2 separate regions of the Homo sapiens genome follow, and region 1 is linked to region 2. Evidence: chromatin contacts called from ENCODE Hi-C data. All regions are on one chromosome and are shown on one strand. Each heading gives the region's core, a stretch centred on a gene start or an enhancer-like site at or near the end of the contact. The rest is flanking DNA. Distances are from core to core; before and after follow the strand shown.

Region 1 (3,207 bases), core at 262-2,761, 410 kb after region 2:
TACCCCCTTTAATTAGCAAAAAGTAATTGTGTACTTGTGTATGTACACAATTAGGTGACCGTGATATTTAAAGTGATTACTTCTGGGTGGTGGGATGGGAGATTTTGTTTCCTTTTTGCTTGCCTAAATTTTCTATAATCAGCACATAGAGTTTATAATAAAAAGGAAACTCTTTTTTTTTTTTTTTGAGACGGAGTTTCACTCTTGTTGCCCAGGCTGGAGTGTAGTGGCATGATCTTGGCTCACTGCAACCTCCATCTCTGGGTTCAAGCAATTCTCCTGTCTCAGCCTCCCAAGTAGCTGGGATTACAGGCGCATGCCACCACGCCAGGCTAATTTTTATATTTTTGGTAGAGACAGGGTTTCATCATATTGATCAGGCTAGTCTCGACCTCCTGACCTCAGGTGATCCACCCGCCTTGGCCTCCCAAAAGGAAACGTATTTTAAGAGCAAAAGGAGGCTGAGTGTTTAGAACAAGGAAGATAATGGTGGACGGTCTGAGCTTCACTGGGCAACGTGGTGCTGTGGCGTCAGTGCTATGCCAGAGGGCAGAGCAAGCCTCCAGGTCCTGGCCAGGCCCCTTGCCAGGTATCTCATCTCCTCTCAGCCTTCTTAGGATCATAGGAGATAATGTGCCTTGAAAGTTGATGAGTGGACTGTAAATGCTGGTGATACTGTTGCCCCGTGAACCAAGATCAATGTGCTTTCCACAAACTCTTGGAAGTAGTAGTGGCTGGTATTGGGATTGTGTGGGGAAAGATGAGGTCATGTGTTTTGGGTGCTCAGACCCCTCTCTCCCAGCACTCGGTCCCCCAACCCCATGTCCTCTCTCCCCCACTGCTTGGGGCAGGTCTGCACCCTGACCAAGGAAGACAATCGCTGCGTGGGCAAGATTCCCGAGGATGAGCAGCTGCATGTTCTCCCCCTGTACAAGATGGCCAACACGGATGAGTTTGGTAGCGAGGAGAACCAGAATGCAAAGGTGGGCAGCGGAGCCATCCAGGTGCTCACCGCCTTCCCCCGCGAGGTCCGACGCCTGCCCGAGCCTGCCAAGTCCTGCCGCCAGCGGCAGCTGGAAGCCAGAAAGGCAGCAGCCGAGAAGAAGAAGATTCAGAAGGAGAAGCTGAGCACTCCGGAGAAGATCAAGCAGGAGGCCCTGGAGCTGGCGGGCATTACGTCGGACCCAGGTGTGTGGGGGGAGGGTGCCCGCTTGGAGTCACAATGGCACTGTCCTCATGGGGGCCCCTGCTCTTCCACGCACCCTCCTGCATCACACTGGAACTGGGGCCTCTGCTTAATTGTCAGTCAGAAGGGTATCTGCAGCAGCCACAGCCAGCCTGATAGGAGGCCGTGGGGATGCAAGTACAGCAGGACTTGTTATCTGCGTGGAAGTGAGCTTGGTAGAGGGGAAGCACTGGGTTTCTCCTCTAGTTTGCATCCCTCAGAGAATCAGAGGCTCCCCTCTGAGCTCTAGTTTGCTCCCCTCTGAGATACTGAGGTGAGTAGCAGCACTTCAGGACATGTGGGTGTGTGCCAGGGCAGCAGGGCTTATGGGCGGAGACGGTTGCTGGCAGGCATCTGAGTTCTCATTCTCCTGGCCCTGGTCCCTGCAGTGATCCCGACTGGGCTGGGCACAGAGTGGGTGGTGGTGGTTCAGTACAACTTCTGGAGTTCTCTAGGGTGAAGAGAGGAGTCGGTGGGGGTACTGTGGACCCCGCATGAGGTGCTTCTCAGCAGGGATCGCCTCCTCCCACCCCCAGTGGGGCTGGGGCTGGGGCCTGTGCTGAGCAGGGCCCAGGGAGTACGACCCGTTCTGGGCTGGACATGCCTCAGCACCTCACCTGCCTGTCCCAAAAGAGGAAACATCCCTGGGAAAGAGGGAGGGTCCATCCCCAGTCCCCGACCCAGGGCCTCTCCAGGCTGTGGTGTTGTCTGCCCCTCTGCCATCTTGCCTTCTGTTTCCCCAGGCCTGTCTCTGAAGGGTGGATTGTCCCAGCAAGGCCTGAAGCCCTCCCTCAAGGTGGAGCCGCAGAACCACTTCAGCTCCTTCAAGTACAGCGGCAACGCGGTGGTGGAGAGCTACTCGGTGCTGGGCAACTGCCGGCCCTCCGACCCTTACAGCATGAACAGCGTGTACTCCTACCACTCCTACTATGCACAGCCCAGCCTGACCTCCGTCAATGGCTTCCACTCCAAGTACGCTCTCCCGTCTTTTAGCTACTATGGCTTTCCATCCAGCAACCCCGTCTTCCCCTCTCAGTTCCTGGGTCCTGGTGCCTGGGGGCACAGTGGCAGCAGTGGCAGTTTTGAGAAGAAGCCAGACCTCCACGCTCTGCACAACAGCCTGAGCCCGGCCTACGGTGGTGCTGAGTTTGCCGAGCTGCCCAGCCAGGCTGTTCCCACAGACGCCCACCACCCCACTCCTCACCACCAGCAGCCTGCGTACCCAGGCCCCAAGGAGTATCTGCTTCCCAAGGCCCCCCTACTCCACTCAGTGTCCAGGGACCCCTCCCCCTTTGCCCAGAGCTCCAACTGCTACAACAGATCCATCAAGCAAGAGCCAGTAGACCCGCTGACCCAGGCTGAGCCTGTGCCCAGAGACGCTGGCAAGATGGGCAAGACACCTCTGTCCGAGGTGTCTCAGAATGGAGGACCCAGTCACCTTTGGGGACAGTACTCAGGAGGCCCAAGCATGTCCCCCAAGAGGACTAACGGTGTGGGTGGCAGCTGGGGTGTGTTCTCGTCTGGGGAGAGTCCTGCCATCGTCCCTGACAAGCTCAGTTCCTTTGGGGCCAGCTGCCTGGCCCCTTCCCACTTCACAGATGGCCAGTGGGGGCTGTTCCCCGGTGAGGGGCAGCAGGCAGCTTCCCACTCTGGAGGACGGCTGCGAGGCAAACCGTGGAGCCCCTGCAAGTTTGGGAACAGCACCTCGGCCTTGGCTGGGCCCAGCCTGACTGAGAAGCCGTGGGCGCTGGGGGCAGGGGATTTCAACTCGGCCCTGAAAGGTAGTCCTGGGTTCCAAGACAAGCTGTGGAACCCCATGAAAGGAGAGGAGGGCAGGATTCCAGCCGCAGGGGCCAGCCAGCTGGACAGGGCCTGGCAGTCCTTTGGTCTGCCCCTGGGATCCAGCGAGAAGCTGTTTGGGGCTCTGAAGTCAGAGGAGAAGCTGTGGGACCCCTTCAGCCTGGAGGAGGGGCCGGCTGAGG
Region 2 (2,932 bases), core at 105-2,604:
AGACGTGAGTCAGCCCCAGGCCACTGAACCTCTCCCACTGCAGGGAATCCCTGTCAAGTGGTGAAAGCCAGCATCTAGACCTGGAGTCACAGGCACCTGTAGCATAACTCCTCCTGAAATGGAGGTTTTTCTTTAGAGATTGGTCCATATCCCTTATCCCTGGACTTCTGAGAAGGGTGGACAACCTGTGGACTGGACTTGAGTCTGGAATTTAGAGAAGTGTCCATAGTAGGGCTGCCAGATGAGGCAAACACAAATACAGGATGCCCAATTAAATTTGAATTTCAGATAAATGATTTTTAATGTTTGATTCTGTCCCATGCTAAAAATTGCCCACTGTTTATGATAAGTTTAAATTTATTGGTCCATTCTGTACTTTATCAAGGACACACGCAGGAGGAACAGTAGCACAAAGGCTTCCCGGTGCCTTGTGGGTGAAAGAAAGGCTTCCAGGGAAAGGAGAGAAACACCCAGGGATCCCGGTGACGTCGGGAAGCAGCACCCAGACCATGTAAGGACACCGCCTGCAGGGGGAGACTCAAGGCCTGGGAAGGTTTTCTAATCTGTGCCTTGAGTCGGGTGGGGGGATTTTCTGGGAAAGGAAAACCAGACACAGTAGGACAAATATTGTATAGTTTCACTTATATGAAATTGTCAGAATAGGCAAGTTCGTAGAGACAGAATGTAGAACAGGGCTTTCCGGGGGCTGGAGGAGAAGACAAGGAGTTCTTGCCTAGTGGGTACAGAGTTTCTGTTTGAAATGATGAAAAACTTCTGGAAATAGATTGTGGTGACAGTTACACACCATTGTGAACATAATTAGTACCACTGAACTGTACACGTTAAAATGGTTAGTTGTATGTTTTATGTATTTTGCCATAATAAAAACTAGGGGGAAAAAAAGGAAGGGGAGATTGTCTCAGGCTGGCTGACTTTCCCTGCATGTACGCACATCTTCACATGTGCACACATGTAAAACAAAAATGAAGCAAAAAAAGAAATTCTAATTTAACCAGTAAGCAATATGTAAAAGGAAATCTGAATGTCATTACAATTTTACCAGGTTCAGAATAAAATACCATCCTTCAAAATGAACAAATTACTTATTAGCCGAAGAAAGGTGAAAGGAAGTTTGGAATTAACAGTCTAGATTTTCTCACTGATTGGTCCAAGTCACTGACCTCTAAAATTATCTTAGATCATGCCCTCCCTCCTTCCTACTTTCTGGAAAACAATCAGTCTCCTACCCTATGCTTGCCCAAAGAGTTTCCCATACAAATCACAAATCTGCACTTGCCATTCCCTGGAAGCCCTTACATTCCCAAGGCCTGGCCTCATCCACTGCCACTGCCCATGGCCCCAGTCCAGGCAAAGCAATCACTCCCTCTCCCTCTCTGTCATTCCTTTCTTTTCCTTTCACTCTCTTTCTACCCTCCTCTTCCCCACTCTCTGTTTCCTCTCTCTCTCTCTATCTCTCTCTCCCCACCATCTCCTCTCTCTGTCTCCCCCCGCCTTCTCTCTCTGTCTCTGTCTCTCTGTTTCTCTGTGTCTCTCTCTCTGTCTCTCTCTTTGTCTCTCTCTCTGTCTCTCTCTCACACACACACACACACACACACACGCACACACACACACAGCCAGCAACATTCTACCTCTGCCAGAGTTCCAGGTTGAATAGGTGTGGACTTTGACTTTCAGATTCCTCTGGCAAGTGTCAACATCAGTCCTGTTGCTCCCTGGCAGAGGAGGACTTGGAGTCACCTTGGCCAAGAAGCTGTCTGGAGGTCACAGTGGCACCGCCCATCGGCCCCTTGGCTGAGGCTAGATGAGGGCAGATTCAGCACAGCAGCAACTCTCCCCATAAAAAAAATCCCTCAGTGTCTTAGTTCTCTGACCCTTGTACTCCTTGTGAGTTTTAGAGCCACATGAACTCTTCTTTTTTCCCAATGCTTGGAGACAAAATTTACATAACCTACAGTTAGCCATTTTCAAGTGTACAGTTCCCTGCCATTTGGTACATTCACAGTGTTTTGCAAGCAACACCCATATCAAGCCCCAAAACATTTTCATTACCCAGGAAGGAAACCTGTCGTCATGGAACCGTCACTCCTCACATCCCCTTCCCCTCAAACCCTGGCAACCCCAAACCGTTCTTGACAGCCTCCTTTGGCATTTCTTCATTTTGGTGTCAGATCTCACAGCAGAATTTCTTACCTATTATATCCAGTGCCTCAGTGCGAAGTTCCAGTTTAACTTCCTGTTACCTCGAGCCCACTATCTTGCCCCAATAATACCCTCCCCCAATTCACAAACACAGACGCATTCCCTCCTACAGCTTTGGGCCTCCTATCTGAGTCCTTCAGGAAAGAAGAGCTTGTAACTCCCTTAGCAGTGAGTGTAGACTTGGTCCAAGGAAGATGAGCACCAGTCAGGGCAGCTGGCCCCTCCTCTCTCCCTGGTCTTCAGCAAATCAGCACTGCCCATCGATGCCCAGGCAATGGGAGCGTCGACCAGCAGAGGACACACCTGAATTTCTCTGCCTCATGGGAGGGCGGCCACTGTGTTGCATTTAGGAAGAAGCTGTGCAAGATTCATACTGTTTTGCTAATGTTAATCTTGTGGGCATAATAAACGTCGTACCCACACTTAACTTTCGAGATCAGACAAGATTGGGTGTGTTCAGGGTGGTATGGCCGTAGACCCCACACTTATTTTTAACACACTTCTAGGCAAGGCTGCTGCACTGGTCTGGGGATCACACTTTGAGTAGCAAAGGACTAAATTGCAATAACTGCCGGGGGGGGAGAAAAAAAAACAGGATGAACTGCTTCCTCCTGGCTCAGCAGCTAGGGAGTCACTGAACTAACAAGGGGATGGGGTGGGGATAAGAATGTTCCAGGCAAAAGGAACAACATGCCCAAAGGCCTCAAGCAGA

What was found. Hi-C counts contacts between places; a loop is a spot of excess contacts on that map.
Region 1: a map with no recorded cell type shows a loop between it and region 2 (3-fold over the local background). The contact joins two enhancer-like sites. A Hi-C loop is called at or near these places in 2 of 37 single-sample maps with no recorded cell type.

What each region holds. Positions count from the first base shown.
Region 1 is chr2:74,098,425-74,101,631 of GRCh38, forward strand. It overlaps TET3 (tet methylcytosine dioxygenase 3), which reads left to right. Exons shown (of 12, transcript NM_001287491.2): 11 at 852-1,188; 12 at 1,969-3,207. Among named protein-coding and RNA genes, the nearest start is that of BOLA3, 48 kb to the right of the region's middle. RefSeq lists an enhancer at 1,026-1,525. Within about 2 kb of position 1,512, at least 4 of the 41 ENCODE cell types and tissues checked have a DNase peak (open chromatin) inside an H3K27ac peak, as active enhancers do.
Region 2 is chr2:73,684,576-73,687,507 of GRCh38, forward strand. It overlaps the pseudogene ALMS1P1. Among named protein-coding and RNA genes, the nearest start is that of NAT8, 44 kb to the left of the region's middle. Within about 2 kb of position 1,355, at least 2 of the 41 ENCODE cell types and tissues checked have a DNase peak (open chromatin) inside an H3K27ac peak, as active enhancers do.